2 separate regions of the Homo sapiens genome follow, and region 1 is linked to region 2. A link is a loop called in an ENCODE intact Hi-C map of the cell type or tissue named here. Cell type or tissue: upper lobe of right lung. All regions are shown on one strand. Links, peaks and the distances in the headings refer to the core of each region. The heading gives the core; the rest is flanking DNA.

What was found. Peaks named below come from ENCODE experiments on the same cell type or tissue, not always from the same donor. Only the 100,000 strongest peaks of a DNase experiment are listed, where the experiment ranks them.
Region 1: it touches region 2 in a loop (3-fold over the local background); 55 of 110 quality-filtered maps call a loop at or near these places.

What each region holds. Positions count from the first base shown.
Region 1 is chr6:111,356,816-111,365,159 of GRCh38, reverse strand. REV3L (REV3 like, DNA directed polymerase zeta catalytic subunit) reads left to right here. Exons shown (of 32, transcript NM_001372078.1): 16 at 1,182-1,307; 17 at 6,146-6,338; 18 at 8,035-8,146. Among named protein-coding and RNA genes, the nearest start is that of SLC60A2, 100 kb to the right of the region's middle. In upper lobe of right lung, for the core only: a CTCF peak has its summit at 3,324; no DNase peak of the experiment used is centred there; H3K27ac peaks cover 527 bases.
Region 2 is chr6:111,650,465-111,658,808 of GRCh38, reverse strand. LOC105377944 (a long non-coding RNA gene) reads left to right here and starts at 2,920. Exons shown (of 3, transcript XR_942874.3): 1 at 2,920-3,486; 2 at 4,659-4,785. In upper lobe of right lung, for the core only: no CTCF peak of the experiment used is centred there; no DNase peak of the experiment used is centred there; H3K27ac peaks cover 344 bases.

The sequences.
Region 1 (8,344 bases), core at 288-8,287, 290 kb after region 2:
TTAAATTTTTGCATCATTATTTGCATATCTTTGAGACAACAAAAATTTGCCTTTTTTTAGTTTTTTTTTTGATGTTGGGATCTAAAAGATTCTTATATGTAAATACAAATATTACAGAGAAAGTGAATATGATAGCCAAAATGTGGATTATGAGGATACAAATACATTAACTGATTACTGGCAAAATCAGAACAATCCAATGACAGCAGAGCTCAAGTAAGTGATTTTTGATCCCACCAAAAATATATCCTTTTTCTTGGTTTATTACTTTTTTCTAAAATATAACCTTATTGATTTTTTAAAATTTATTTTACTAAGTAGTAAAAGAAAGCAACATTATTTACTACTGAAACTCTGGAAAGTCACAAATGTCTTTATTCAAATACTAAAAATATGACAAAACTTAGAATTATATGGTTATGTGAAAGAAGTATACATTAGACATACATCCTTGGAAATATATGCTAGAAATCACTTATATATTGGCCACTTCTTATAAATGTCATTAACTACATAAAATATATTTTAATATTTCTGAGATTATCAAACTTTTTAAACTTTCATTTATAAAATACTGTTGAATTACAAGCTATATATATTAAAAAATACTATATCAGTGTGTTGTGAACATAACACTTTGGGGAAAACAGTTAATAGATTTAGAAATCAGAAAAAATAATTTTGTAAGAAATGGAAAGATTCCATTTTTTTCTGAATCTTTGAAGATTACATTGTTTTATTTAATTCATCTTTCAGACACATGTTATATTAGAGTAAAATACAAATCAGTATTTCAAATCTTTTACAAACTTTAGCCAAAGTAGTTGGAAATATATTGATTGCTTGCTTGTCTTTCTTACTTCCAAGAAAGGTCAAGATAAATGTCCATGTGGTATAAATGTCAACTCCCTACAAAACTGTTATTTTCAGTATTGAGGGCTTCTGAACTGAGAGATAACATATGGTTTGCTTATATTTCTACATGTATCCAGTTCTGATATCTTTGTTAGCATGAAAATAACATTAATAAAATACAGTTTGTTCTTGAACTTAGAGATGATATTAGTTTACCATTTATTACTAAACACATAAAGCATATTATCTGAGAATAAGTAATCAAAAGAAAAATGATTGCTCATGTATCTTTTTCTGGCTGTGTGTGTGTGTGTTTTTTTTTATAGAATCAATTTGCAGCAGTAAATACCCCACAGAAAGAAACTTCTCAGATTGATGGACCATCTTTAAACAATACTTACGGTTTCAAAGTCAGCATACAAAACTTACAGGAGGCAAAAGCTTTACATGAGGTAAAACTGCAACAGTAAGGACACATACATTGTGTTCAGTTTAACTCCTGTTTTATTCTATAAAACAAGTATGGAATTTTTTTAACAAGGGAGGAGTATATTGAATTCTATCCTATTAATCTTCATCTTGTTCTCATTTTACTATTTTGTATATTTACATGTTTATGTACAATACATAAACTTAAAGCATTTAAGTTGCTGAGACTGCTTTGTGATTTCATATCTTTCACAAATCTCATAACTGAAATTCAGCTTATGGACATTAAAATAAGAAAAGATTTTTGGGAGGTGGAGGTGGGATGATCCCTTGAGTCGAGGAGTTTAAGACTATCCTGGGCTACATAGGAAGACCCTGTCTCTACCAAAAAATAAAAATAAAATTAGATGAGCATGGTGGCGCGCACCTATAGTCTCAGCTACTTGGGAGGCTGAGGTGGGAGGATCACTTGATCCTGGGAGTTCGAGGGTGCAGTGAGCTGTGATTGCGCCACTACACTCCAGCCTGGGCTACAGACAGAGCAAGACTCTGTCTCTTTGGGGAAAAACAAAAAAAAGAAGTAAGTCTGTATTTTGGGGATTATTATATTAAGATGTTATGTCACATCTGAAATGTGATATTTACTTGTATTTTCTGTTTGATTGGCTGAGTGGATTAGAGCTTGCTACAAAAGAGGATAAATTCATTCACTCATATACTCTCTACTTAATCCAGCTATCTTCACAGCACAGGCTGCCTGCCAAAGACTAGGACTTTGCAAAAATATACATCAGCTACAGTATGCATTGGAAAGAATATGTGAATGGGTCACTGTAAATTTATTTGTATGCAGAAAACAAACTCAAAGCACATATCTGACTGGCAGTAAGATAGAAATTGGAGTATGTTTTCATTGTTTACACCTGTGCTGTCGTATGGTAGCCGCTAGCAGCATGGATATTGAGAACTTAAAATTTGGCTTATACAACTGAAGAACTGAATTTTAAACTTTATTTAATTTTAATTTAGATTTTAAAACATAGTTGACTCAAAGTATGTTTGGAACGACTTAGGTATGTAATACTATTTTTTACTCTTAAGTTGTATGAAATTACAGATCAAGTATTTCTGTAGAAAATTTAGCGTGCACAGTGAGATATACTAGAAGGATAAAGTACATACTCATTTCAAAGACTTCATGGAAAGAATAATTTAAAATATTTTGTTAGTAATTTTAATATTGATTACATGTTGAAAGGATAATATTTTAAATATATTGGATCAGATCAAAGTGTTTTTAAATTAACCTATTTTTATTTTTTTAAATGTGACTACTAGAAAACTTTAAGTTACATGTGACTTTCATTATATTTCTATTGGACAATGCTAGTTTTATACAGTCACTTTATGTCTTTGCTTTTAAAGCAGAGGATTAGTAACCACCTTTAAGTTATAATTCAATTTTTAAGTGTGGTTTTTTTTCTCAAGTCAATTCTGTTGTAAACTGTTCTAGAGATTAGATTAACATAAACTGAGGGAAAAATTTTAATATTGTCCTCCTTTGTTCTTCACATTTGAACTGAGAATTATGTTTTTTTAGAATTAGATTGGAACATAGTCTCTCCCTCATTTATTCATTTGCACATTTTTCTCATTCAGCAGCATTCATTCAGTTTCTGTTTTATACCTAGGTCTATACTAGCCCCTGAAGCCTAGATAAATTAAGTGATAAATTCAGTAATACATACCATCAAATGCAAACTTGAAATTAGCAAATTTTTAAAAACTTTTTTAAAAATATGTATTAAAGCAAATTTGATAGACCATAGCAAAAAGACATGTTACATTTGATTATTCTCTTATTTGAAAAGTACGCTTTTCTACATTTTCCTAGGTAACCCTGTTTCAGAACCATGGGCCCTCTGGAAGTTAAAATCACTCTGGAGGTCTCACTGGTTGCTCTGACAGCTTCTTCCTCCCGATAACCGGCTTTCCTCATCTCAAGGCACATTCCAAACTGCCGCCCGGTGGTTGAAACAGGGAATAAACCAAAGAAAAAATACTGTTCTCTTCCTTTCTCTAGGAAATTATGCTTGTGGCATTTTCTCCCTCTGTTTCCATTACCCTAGGATAATCTCTCTTTCTTCTGCACATCAGTACTCAGTGCAGAAGACAAGGGTTGTAATCTTTGTCCCCCTTCTCACCTGCCTCTTGCCTAGTCACACTCACTAAATCTCTCAAGCCATGTCTTTATATAGTTTGCTTTAAAAAAATACCCCCTAAGCACAGTAATGCATTTTGTTATTAAGGAATAGAAATGCAAATTTTGAGTGTGAAAATTTGATCTAGTAAACAAAAATCAACCTCTAAGACCCTTTTAACCTAAAATTGTTTTCAGAGTCTTCATGTCTTTTCATATGTTCATCCCTTTCTTTTTTTTTTTTGTTTTTTTTTTTGTGTGTGTGTGTTTTTTGTTTTTTTTTGTTTTGTTTGAGACATAGTCTCACTCTGTCACCCAGGCTGGAATGCAATGGCACAATCTCAGCTCACTGCAACCTCCACCTCCCAGGTTCAAGCAGTTCTCCTGCCTCAGCCTCCCTAGTAGCTGGGATTACAGGCATGCGTCACCACACCCGGCTAATTTTTGTATTTTTAGTAGAGACGGGGTTTCGCTACATTTGCCAGACTGGTCTCAAACTCCTGACCTCAGGTGATCCACCTGCCTCAGCCTCCCAAAGTGCTGGGATTACAGGCATAAGCCACCGTGCCCGGCCTCATATGTTCATCCCTTTCTAATGAAACTGGTTGTTTTGTTTTATTTGGGTTTGTGGGAGGAGTTTTCCATTTAAAAATTTTTTATTTACTAAATTAATGCATGCTTATTGTTAAAATTAAGTTCTGAAGAGTATGCATTTAAAAGTAAAAGTTTTTTCCCTTAGCTCTCCATTTCATGTGGTTTGATTTTTTTTTTAATACTAATATTTTAAAGTAGAAACAGCAGTATATGTTTCTGAGGAAAGTGGTAGATTTGTATTTGTTTTATTATTATGCCTTATACATGCATAATTGATGTTCTTTATATTTTAAAAAGTACTTAGTGGCCAGGCAAGGTGGCTCACACCTGTAATCCTAGCACTTCGGGAGGTTGAGGCAGGAGGATTGCTTGAGGCCAGGAGTTCGAGACCAGCCTGAGCAACATAGTGAGGCCCCATCTCTACAGAAGTTTTTATAAATTAGCTGGCCATGGTGATATGTACCTATAGTCCCAGCTAGTAGGAAAGCTGAAGTGAGTGGATCACTTGAGCCCAGGAGTTCAGGGCTGCAGTGAACTATGATCACACCATGGCATTCCAGCCTGGGCAACAGAGAGAGACCCTGTGTCTAAAAAAAAAAAAAAAAAAAAAAGATTATTTAACAAATTTACAATGAGCACATGCAATAGTATATATACCAAAAATACTCAATCAGGACAAAAAAATTTGCAATGAAAAGTAAGCTTCCCTCCTACTTTAGGCTAGCAATTTCTTTCCCCCAAAGCAATAAGTATGTCTGCATTTTTATGTCACTTTTCAGAAATTTTCTATGCATGTGCTTCCATTTTTTCATGTATAGAAGTTTACTGTGTTTACTGGTTCCATGTATCAGTGTATTATAGTGATCTTTTTATATTAGGACATACAGATCTGCCTCATTCCCTTGAAAATCTTAAAGGTTACAGAATATTCCATTGTGTGTATCCTTTATGGATACCACATAATTTATGTAACCTGTCCCCAACAGGTAAACATTTAGTTTTTTTCCAGTCTTTGCTATTCTCGAGTAAACATCCTTGTTGTGTATATTTTATCTACATGTATGAGTGTATCTGTCTCTAGGATAAATTTTCAGGAGTAGGATTGCCACATCAATGGATTTTAATTTTGATAGAGATTTACCAAATTCTACTCCTGTCACTAGTGAGAAACTTGAATTTACATTTCTTCAACAGTTTGCATGCAAGATAATACAAAACACAAATCCTTTGTTAAATTTATATGATCTGAATAATTACCAATATTGAAACAGGAATCTGTTTTCCATTGCCAGGTACATGTACATGATAAAAAGATGAGGTATAATTCTAGCTATAATCATGAATTCAACCTATATTTTGTTTTTCTTATTTACTCTGTCTTGATTTTAGAAAGAAAACTAAGAATTACAGTTAAAAGTTTATATTGGCATAGAAAAATAAGCATGAAAAGCAAATATTAACTTTTTTGCATTATATGTTAAAGAGAAAATGTGCATGTGTAAAAATCTGGCTGTTGTGTAGTTGATACCATAACAGTTCTTTTTTTTTTTTTTTTTTTTTTCAGGAAAAACTATAATTAAAAATCTGCCTAGTGTATGCAAAAGTCTAAGTTTAAGTAGCCCTCAAGTAGTAGTGAATTAATTGGTAGGAAATTTGAATTTTAAAAAAGCTCTCTTTTTACTTTAAACTACAGGTAAAACTATATAGTTTAGCTAACTACATGAAGAGTAAAACGTGACAGACTTTGGTTTCATTGTATAACTACTTGGACTAGTCATTCTCTTTCTCAAACAGGCATTGAGAGATCCTGCATATATTTGAGAAAAATAGTCTAAATATTGTCATTGAGAGCAGATTTTCTGAAATAACATCATGAATTGATTTAATCTAATCTTGGGATTAAAAATCTTTCGTTTTAATATATGGAGTGCTGCTGAGCTGTGACTTTGTCCTTTATGTCCATTTTTTCTGTAATCTTACATACATATTTCCCTAGAGCCTTACATACTTCTTTGAGCATGTCTTTAAAAAATGTTTTAAAAACATAGTATTTATTTGCTTTTATAGATACAAAATCTTACCCTAATCAGTGTGGAGTTGCATGCTCGAACTAGACGAGACTTAGAACCGGATCCTGAATTTGACCCAATCTGTGCTCTGTTCTACTGCATCTCATCTGACACTCCACTGCCAGATACAGAAAAAACAGAACTCACAGGTGTAATAGTGATTGATAAAGACAAGACAGTTTTCAGTCAAGGTATTGTCCATTTTTATTAATGATATACCTGCCCACTCTAGGGTGAATGTTTTAATGGGGAATTCCTGTGCTGAAGATCTAATCTAAGCAAGCATGATGACTCTTTTCTAAAATGTTTGCTGAGGTAGGGGTAGGAGATTGTGTATAACTTTGTCCTAGATTTATTATTCTTACTTGGATTAGTCAGAAGCAGCCAGGCACAGTGGTGCCTGCTTATATATAGTCCCAGCTACCTGGGAGGCTGGGCAACAGGATTGCTCGAGCCCAGGAGTTTGGGGCTGTAGTGCACTATGATTGTGCCTGTAAATAGCCACTGCATTCCAGCCTGGGTAACATAGCAAGACCCCATTTATTTATTCATTTTTTAAGTCAGAAGCAATGCAATATAAAGATCTTAATATTTATAATTATCTTATATAATTTGTTCTAAGTATTATTTTATAAAAATACTTACTACTAATACAGAGTCCACCTTATTATGTATCCCTAGATTAGGTGCACAGTCTTCCTTATGTATGCATATGCAGGTATTTTCCTGCTGATAGAGGGTTTATCTTACCACTATAAGTTAATGGTTTATAAGATACTTTTAAGATATATTCTTACTTTGCTTATATCTCTTTATCTTTCTTTCTAAATAATATACTTTTGGTTCAGAGGTTCTTCATATAGAATGCCATATAAGGCATTTTATAAAATACCTACTGTCCCTCTGCAGCTTTCAGTGGTCACCATTACAAGTGAATTCAGTCCACTGAGGAGGAAGTCTTAGCACAGAATACAACCATATTAAGAATTTGCAATTTATTCAGTGATGTGCTTGAGCTGACACATACCAGCTCACAAGCCAGTTCTTGGATTTTCATGAATTTTTCAAACTAGTTGCTGTCACTTTGGCAGTTGGAAATCAGTCATAGGGTGGGGGAGGGGTCCTTACATCATGAAATAGGCCAGCACTACAAATTAAGGCTTTCTTTTTTTTCCTGCAGAAGTGGTGGTTAAGCATTTTCATCATACCAGAGATTAAAATGTCCTGTGCTAAGCAAAGCTCTCCTGCTAGGAAGAGTAAAGACAGAAACAAAGTAATACAGTTTCTTCACAAGAGATATGTTATTTTCTTTTTTTTTTTGAGACAGAGTCTCGCTCTGTTGCCCAGGTTGGAGTGCAGTGGTGCGATCTCCGCTCACTGCAAGCTCTGCCTCCCGGATTCACGCCATTCTCCTGCCTCAGCCTCCCGAGTAGCTGGGACTACAGGTGCCCGCCACCATGCCCAGCTAATTCTTTGTATTTTTTAGTAGAGACGGGGTTTCACCATGTTAACCAGGATGGTCTTGATCTCCTGACCTCGTGATCCGCCTGCCTCGGCCTCCCAAAGTGCTGGGATTACAGGCGTGAGCCACTGCACCCAGCCAGTGATATGTTATTTTCTAGGGAATTTTATGAATGCAGCCTTTTCAGGAGAATAGCTGAAAATACAAAATTTGAATTTTCAGTTGTATATTAAACTAAAAAATCTTTTGAGAGTTTTTTAAAGACATTGAGTTAGTTATGTTTTCACTTGGGGAGATGTTTTCTTAATTTGAAATATTTCAGTAGTACAATTTTACTTAAAAGTAGAGGATAATATTACTTTTATATTATGAAGGTATATTATTATATAATGTTATATATAATAGACATTTTGTTTGTTTTTTAGATATCAGATATCAGACTCCATTACTTATTAGATCTGGAATTACAGGACTCGAAGTCACCTATGCTGCTGATGAGAAGGCACTTTTTCATGAAATTGCAAATATAATAAAGAGGTATTGTTTTGTATATCTGATTTTTCCAGTTTTATTCAGAGAGTCGTTTCATGCTATTGCAGATAATAGTGAAGATAAAAGTAAAGGTAGGAAGAAAGCGAATCCCTTCCTATGACCCTTGAAAGCAGAGTTACTCTTGGGAAGATTTTATACTCACTTCCCACCACCATCACTATTTTCATCAGACAAGGGATAGGA
Region 2 (8,344 bases), core at 226-8,225:
CCCACACCTCCCAAGAAGCCTCTCTTCCTCATAAGTTGTACAAGCTTAGGGTGAGGAAACGGAATTTGCTGACCAGAAACTTCTCCTGTTAAGAAAGAAAAGTATCGCCTTAATGTCAGGGTGATGGTGAGTAATTTTTTGTCTTCAGTAACCTGGCAGTGAATAAGTATTTGCTTTGTTGCCTTAGGAAAGCTGGCATCTAGCCCTCCTCTGCTGGAAAGGGAGCCTTCCTAATAAACTATTACTTTTTACTTTTTTTTTAAGACAGGGTCTTGCTCTGTCACCCAGGCTGGAGTGTAGTAGTGCAAACACAGTTCACTGCAGCCTCAACCTCCTGGCCTCAAGCGATCCTCCCAGCCACACTAGCTAATTTTTATCATGATTATTTTTTGTAGAGATAGGGCCTTGCCATGTTGCCGCAAGCTGGTCTCGAACTCCTGAGTTCAAGCAATCCTCCTGCCTTGGCCTCTCAGTGTTGGGATTACAGACGTGAGCCACTGGGCCAACCTCTTTTTACTTCTTTCAAACAACGGGCCAGATGCGGTGGCTCACGCCTATAATCCCAGGACTTTGGGAGGCCAAGGCGGGTGGATCACGAGGTCAAGAGATCAAGACCATCCCGGCCAACATAGTGAAACCCTGCCTCTACTAAAAATACAAAAATTATCCGGGCGTAGTGGCATGCGCCTGTAATCCCAGCTACTTGGGAGGCTGAGGCAGGAGAATCACTTGAATCCAGGAGGCAGAAGTTGCAATGAGCCAAGATCGCGCCACTGCACTCCAGTCTGGCGACAGAGCGAGACTCTCTCTCAAAAAAAAAAAAAAAAAAAAAAAAAAAATCAAATAAACCTATCGGAGAAGACCATTTGCAAAGTTCAGACATTGTAAACTGCGACTAAAGGATTTCTGTTCACTCCATTCTCTGTAGCTCCTGATCTCCTCTGATGATCAGTTCACGGGCTGGGAGGATTAGAAAGCCTAGGAGACAGAGGGTCCCATGCTTTAGAACATCAGGGTAGATAAAGACAAATGATGCATTTGGCTCTGCCGTAGTCGTGACACAGAAAGATGTATGGGGAACCAGGCATTTCCGTGAGAAAAGTTAAGAGTGTATATAATCCCTCAAACACAGCCACACTGTTGAAGATTTCCTTACAAGCACCAGAAGGTGTTTACCTGCTTTGAGAAAGATAGGAATCCTCCTGTGGCTAAGTGTTGGCACCAGAGGATTTTATAGTAGCATTAGTGTGGCAAAATGTTATCTGCAATTTCCCCGGGAGTCTTAAGAATGTTTACTATATTAATTGGAATGGTTCTTTCATGAATCTTGAAAGAGTATGGTTTTCAACAACAGGCAGAAGAGAATTGTACTAAAGCCCACAGCAAAAGGGATGTCATCTGTTCATTAGTCATGACTCAGGACAAAGAATGTCACATGATAGGCATTTCCTAATAAGTTGCATTGGAATAAAATGATCTTTGGTCAGTTTGTTCCTGAAAGGTATTTTAATAGGTTTAAATGACTTTTGTTGACCTTCTTACCACTATATATTATACAATACTGTTGGAATTCAATTATGCTATCAAAAATATTTGTTAGAAGGGAGGGAGGAGACTGGTTTTGGTTTGGGGGCAGGGGAAGGAAGCTTAAACACATTTTTATTCTAAAAATGATACAGGGGGATATAGATTACTAAAGCAATTGCCAAATTTTAAATATATTTTTTATCTCAAAAATAGTTTATAACTACAGAGAAGAAAATAATGAAAAATAGTACCTTTACTGTATTTGAAATATCAAATAGACATTCATAATTTATGTACACCTATGTTCCCAGAAAATTCTCATACATAATAAACTCCTAAATCATACCTCATTCTTTCCCAACATGCAAACTATTCAGAATCCTATGGAGGGACAAATATACCTTTATTTTAAAAGTTAATTCTGAGCACTGAAAATAAAAATAAATGGTTTTCCAGTGTTGCAGGGACCATTCTAACAAAACGTAACCAGTGACAAACGACGGCTTCCTCAACAGCCAGAACACTGTGCTCCTCTCCATACGGCTTACTACTCTCTAATAACCTGTTTAATGCCACCAATGTGTTTAATACTGCTCTCCTCTAATGTGTTTGCCCTGCCAGACTATGAGCCCGAGAACAGAAACTTCCTGATTGGTTCACCATTATTCTCCCTGCACCTAGAACAGTGATGAGCTTCTGGCAGATGCTGGCTGGACTGATGGATGGACTGTTAGGTGGATGAGGCCCACTGTCCAGTGGGGCCAGTGGTTTACCTTCGAATGACACATCTACCTAAGAACCTGCTAAGCACATGGGACTGACTGCATGCTTCCCACAGTGCTAGCCCTGAGCATTATGAATGTGTGGCCACCAGTGTTCCAGATATGATTGAAGTCCCAATCTATAGCCTGAAGTGAACACCCTTGATACTTCCCAACTCTTTCCCCAGAACTGTCACAATGCCAGTGAGGATAAACTTGTACCTCTTGGAACCTGAGAGACAGCATGAAGTAAATGGCACCAAGTGATACATACTCTTATTTTGATTCCGTTTGGTTTTGAGATGGGGTCTCACTATGTTGCCCAGGCTGGATTCAAATTCCTGGGCTCAAGCAATCCTCCCACTTCAGTCTCCCAAGTAGCTGGGACTATAAACATGTGCCACCACCCCTGGCCACAGTCTTTGTTTTTTGGGGATGCGGGGAGGCGACAGGGTCTCACTCTGTTATCCAGGCTAAAGTGCAATGGTGTGATCATGGCTTACTGCAGCGTCGACATTTTGGGCTCAAGGCATCCTCCCACCCCAGGCTCCCAAGTAGCTAGGACTACAGGTGCATGCTACCACATTCGGCTACATTTTTTTTTTTTTTTTTTTTTTTTGGAGAGACAAGGTCTTACTATGCTGCCCAGGCTGTAGCCTTAGGTAAAGTGCCTTCAAAGGCTCGTTTTAGCTTTGTCATTTTATGAAAAGTTGATATTCTACTCCCTAAGATATCCATCTTTGTCTTCAGATAAAAATTATTTTCCCAAGTCATCAAGTTGTGCCATGTTACCCAGCCTGTGGCTTGTAGTGTCCCTGACACACCCTTGCATAACGCAGGGAGCCCCTGTGCCCTGTGTGAGAAGCACAGCGTGAAGATGTTGTCCATAATATTGTACATGGAAAAGGTAACGTTAGCCCCCATTAATGTGGATTCTCTCATCTAATTTCCTCTTTTCACCCAGCAAAGTGCCCAGTGACTGAGAATGAGACAGAAGATGAGGGCGTTTGAGGATGAGAAGGAAGAGGAAAGTCATCAGAGCCACCTGGAAGTAGAGGTCTGGTCAGGTTGGCCTGCTTAACCAAGATGGCAGCCAGGGGAGTAGGAAGGATGAAGACATTGCACACATTTGGAGGAAGAAACCAAAGCTGGCATGAGAGGAGTCCTTTCCAGGGCTGTTCAAGGCAACAGGATGCAGGTGGATATGACTGTAGATGGGTGTAAAGACTTACCATTCACTCCTCCAAACTTTCGTTGTATACTTATTATGGGCTAGGCCCTGGGCCTAGCCCCAGAAATTCAAAGACAGACAATTAATATCTACAGTCTAGTAAGGATAAAGACCCATAAAAATCGTTGCAATAAGCTCTCAGATGGAAGCACAGTTGTTAGCAAAGTAGTAACATCTAGCTCAGAATGGGGGGGGGGGGTACAGCGGAGGCTTCCTGGAAGAGGTGCTGCCTGAACTCTCTTAAAGACAAATGGAAGTAGGTTACATAGTGTTTAGCGGAGCCTGGTGCTCCTTGCCTTTGGATTTGTTTCCTTCTGATTTCTAGCCCCCATTAGGGGTTACCTCATGCTTTCAATATGGAAAACATCAACAAATGGGTCTCAATGAAGAAAAACCAAAAGTACACACACACAAGCATCTCAATCACTGTCTCTCTGTTTCTCTCCTCTCTTTCTGTCTCTCTCTCTCCTCTCCCGCCACCCCATTAACAGTATATAGGTACACCATTTATTCTGATTGGTGGCCACTAAATAGAGGGGGTGGTAGATAATAGCATTCAAGGACGGAGGAAGGTTTTAGCAGGTTGTTGGCTCCAGTGTCTCGATTAGGATATGGTCTGAAATATATTCATATTCACATTCTCATAAAGTATGAGAATAAAAGAATTGCCAGAAAGAAGCTTGGAATAATAATAACTCTTCACTACTTCTCTTAATAACAGCTGGTGGGAGGCTTTCTCCTATTTACAAATCCATTGTCATTCTTCCACTTACCAGCCAGGCTGTTTCGCTTGAATCATCATGCGATATGTACATTCATCATGGAAGGTATATACTAGCAGTTGCATGGTGTTCTGGTTGTTTTGTTCTGGGTAGTTTTCCTTTAGTTAATTATCAAGTGCTTACTATGTAATAATCAATGAGTAGCTAATTGGAAGCAAGAGAGAATGAAATGGGTATTATTCAGATAGTGTTTTTAATGAAAAGCATAGACGTAGTACTGTGGGGAAATATCACTAAATAGCAAGAGATTTCATCTGTGTGTGTGTGTGTGTGTGTGTGTGTGTGTGTTTACAAAAGGATTCATTTAAGCCACTCATAAACTAAATCCAGGTATGTGAATCTTTTCTTTTTTTTTAGACTCCTCCCAATGGGTAAACATTGGAAGACACCAGGAGGGAAGCCAAGCCTCTAGAGATTGCTCAGGAACCCAAACCACCCCAAATGGAGCCGGAAGGTCTGTCAATTCCCAGAGAGGGAGGAAATGGTAAGCAAATGGCAGCAGTTGCTTAGAAAATTAGGGAATGAATAACAATGCTTTCTGGTAAATTAACCATATTACATTGTGCAGGGGAAAGCGATAGGAAAACCCTGTTAAAAATTGAATAATAATTTGCCCACATCATTTATGCAAAATGCATAATTTTCCTACTTCAGTGGACTTTAGTTTGATTTAAAAGATGAGCAGCTCTAGGACTATTCACCAAAGCATAATTTGTAAGATAATTGGGAAGGGGAAGAGAAATCAGACTGTAATCAGCACAATCTTTCGTAAGTCACTTCACCTTCCTCCTCTCACCTGCAAATTTTGGAAAATATTTGTTTACCCTTTCCTGAAGTTCTCTAAATGGAAGTGCAAAGCATTAATCATTGTCATTGCTACCACTAAACCATGACCTCACCATGAGAGGGGGGAAAGCCATGTTTCATTCTATTCAGTATTTTTCTGCTCTAATTCAAATAAGTACTTGTTTTGAATAGTGGGGAAAAAAATGGAAATGTAGCAAAGCTATAGTTAAAACAACAAGCTGAGAACAAAAGCAACATGCATGCAGGCAAAGGAGACCTTGGAAGATACACAGATAAAACAAAAAGCTGTGCTTGGCTGGGATTCTGTTTCAGAATCAAATGCAAAATGGAGAATATTGTTCCAACTGTAAAGGTTTTGCAATCTACAATCAGTCAGAATGAAAAGATATCATGTAATCCACCTTAACAGTCAGAAGCTGCACTATTGCTGTGAATTATGATATTTGTTCATGACTAATGTAGATTTTCAGACCTAGAATGGTTGAAGGTGGGCAGGAATTTGTAGGTATACCAGATACCCTTCACTTCAACAGGGCACACCCATGTCAGCTGATGTTTATATCTCTTCCTCTCCTCCTTTTCCCTCCTCCTCACCCCTTGCTCCCCAATCTCATTAGAATCATGAAATTTTTACTTATATATTCATTAATTCTCTTCATCCCCATCTCTCCACAAAAGATCATTATCTACTTATTAAATTCAGCCCTTACACAGTGTCTCATGCCTGTAATCTCAGCTATTCGGAAGGATGAGGCGGGAGGATTGCTTGAGGTCAGGAGTTCGAGAACAGCCTGGGCAACATAGCCAGATGTCGTCTCTAAAAAAATTAAAATTAAAAATTTAATAGGGCACGGTGGCACACACCTATAGTTCCAGCTACTCAGGAGGCTGAGGTGAGAGGGGATCACTTGAACCCTGGAGGTCAAGGCTACATTGAGCTGTGATTGTGCCACTGCACTCCAGCCTGGGCAATAAAACAAGACCCTGTCTCTGAAAAAAAAAATTTTTTTTTTTTTAAATAAATTCAGCCCTTAGAGTTCTACCTTTCAGGGCAAACCTGTTTCCTTTGTTGGACTAATTCCTGTCTCTTCTACAAACTTGCTGGTCCCAAAACGCTGAACTTTGAACCCCACAAATCTCAATACTTCTTATCTGTTGGGTGCCCATTCTGGTTAAGCAAAAGGACCTTCCCTAATCCTAATACTCGTCCCCACTCTTTCCATCTCTATCCCCAACCGCTGCTACTGGCTGAAGATTATTAGATACTAGTTTTGTACCTATGCGTCCTGCCACTTGCTATAAATCGCCTTTATGCAAATCGAAAAAGCTACCCTGCCTCAAGACACTTTGCTGCCATCTGCCAGGAAATTGTTGTAATAAATATGCAAAAGGATAATGACTAGAATGTGAATGGTGCCCCTTAGAATTGTGCAGTATGCAACTGGCACAACTATATGTGACAACCCTGTTGTTTGAAATCACCTGAACTCTCCTGGAACCCTGTGTAAAAATCACAACCACCATAGGTCAGTTTTGCCTTTTCATGACAGTTTGCCACTTCAAAATCTAAATCTTCCACCATGATCAGAAATTGCTGAGGGGCAGTTTCTAGGAGAGACAGAGTCCCCACGCAGCAGTACCTATAAGATTATAGGGCTCTTCCAGCATTCAGCCCAAGCTTTGACCTGCTACCTGGGCAGATACAACCCAAACCATACTTGGTTGATTTTCGGGAAGCATCCAAGTTAGAAAGCTGGTAAGGCTGAATGTTGGGGTGCAGGGGGAGGTAGACCTAGCTTACATTCAGGTCAGCCATTACCCATCTCTGGCTTTGGCGGCTTCATTTCTTGTTGATTGCCCCATCTGTTCTCCTCCCTCCTTCCCATGCAGCACAACCTGCACGTACTGGTGATCTCTCACTACATAACAAACCACTCCAAAACTTAGTGGCAGAAATAGAAACAGTCATTTATTTTGATCACGAGTCTGCAATCTGAGCAGGACTCATCGAGGCCAGCTCACCCCTGTTCCACACGGCATCAGCTAGCGCAGCTCGGGTGTGGCCGGAGGAGCTGCTATCACAAGGGCTCTTGCATTTCACAATGGCTCTGCATCAACACACTGCTACGTTGATGCCAGCTGTTGACCTCAGGAGCTCAGCTGGGGCTACTGATAGGCGCTTTTGTTCCTCTCCACTTGGGCTCCCATGTGTGCGTGGACTTGCTTACACGGTGGTACCCATGTTGAACTACCCCAGCTGACTCATCATTAAGTAGAGACAAGCTGGACCCACCCAGCTCTGCCCAAATTTCAAATTTCTGAACAAAACAAATGACTGTGGCTTTAAGCCATTAAACCTTGGGATAGTTTACTTTGTAGCAATCAATCAATAGAATGTATACTCTATGCTAAATGTTGCATGAATCCATTCCCACATCTTTCTAGGGTGCCTCCTGGTGCTGCAGAGTCTAGGAAGCTAAAAACTACACTGCCCAGAGTCTCTTTTCATTAGGATCATGATTGTGAGTTAAGCTACACCAATTAGACTTATTTGCACAAAGCTTGGAAGGCAGAGGCCAATGTCTTGCAGCTTTTGGCTACTTTCTGCTGCAAAGCAAGATCATGGAGCTACTGATAGCCACTCTCCAGCTTCATGGGCATCAAGAATCTTGTGGACGTGGCAGTGGCTAGGTTCCTCTGCCTGGCAAATGCGGTGGTGGCAGTAATTCACGCTGTTCCTGGCTTGCTGACCACTTTCTGGCCTTGTCTTGCAGCCATGATGTTCTTGCAGTCAACAGTCCCAGTGGCAGCTTCCTGAGTCCTCCTTCCTGATTGTGGCAGAGGTGATAGCACCCCTGACAGATTGATTTTACCACATTCTGGGAGCCATCCTCGGAGGCCCAGCCTAGAGCCCTCTCTTCCAGCCTTTCCAACAAGTTTGCAATTCTTCATGTTATATTCTTTTTTGCTTAAAAACTCTAGCATGGTTTCTATTTCCTACACAGAACCCTGTAACAGATATCCAGGTGATCCCAAAGTTTTGTCTCTTCTCAGTCTTTCTTTTGTTCTTGCTTGTTTGCTTTCTCTCATTTAATCATTCCTTTAATAAATATTTATGGAATGTCTACTATGGGCCAGGCACTGCACTAGACCCTGGAGAAAAATCGATGAACTAAGCAGACATGGCCTCGCCCTCATGAGATGAGGCAGGGCAAAGACCATGAGGCAGCAAAAGA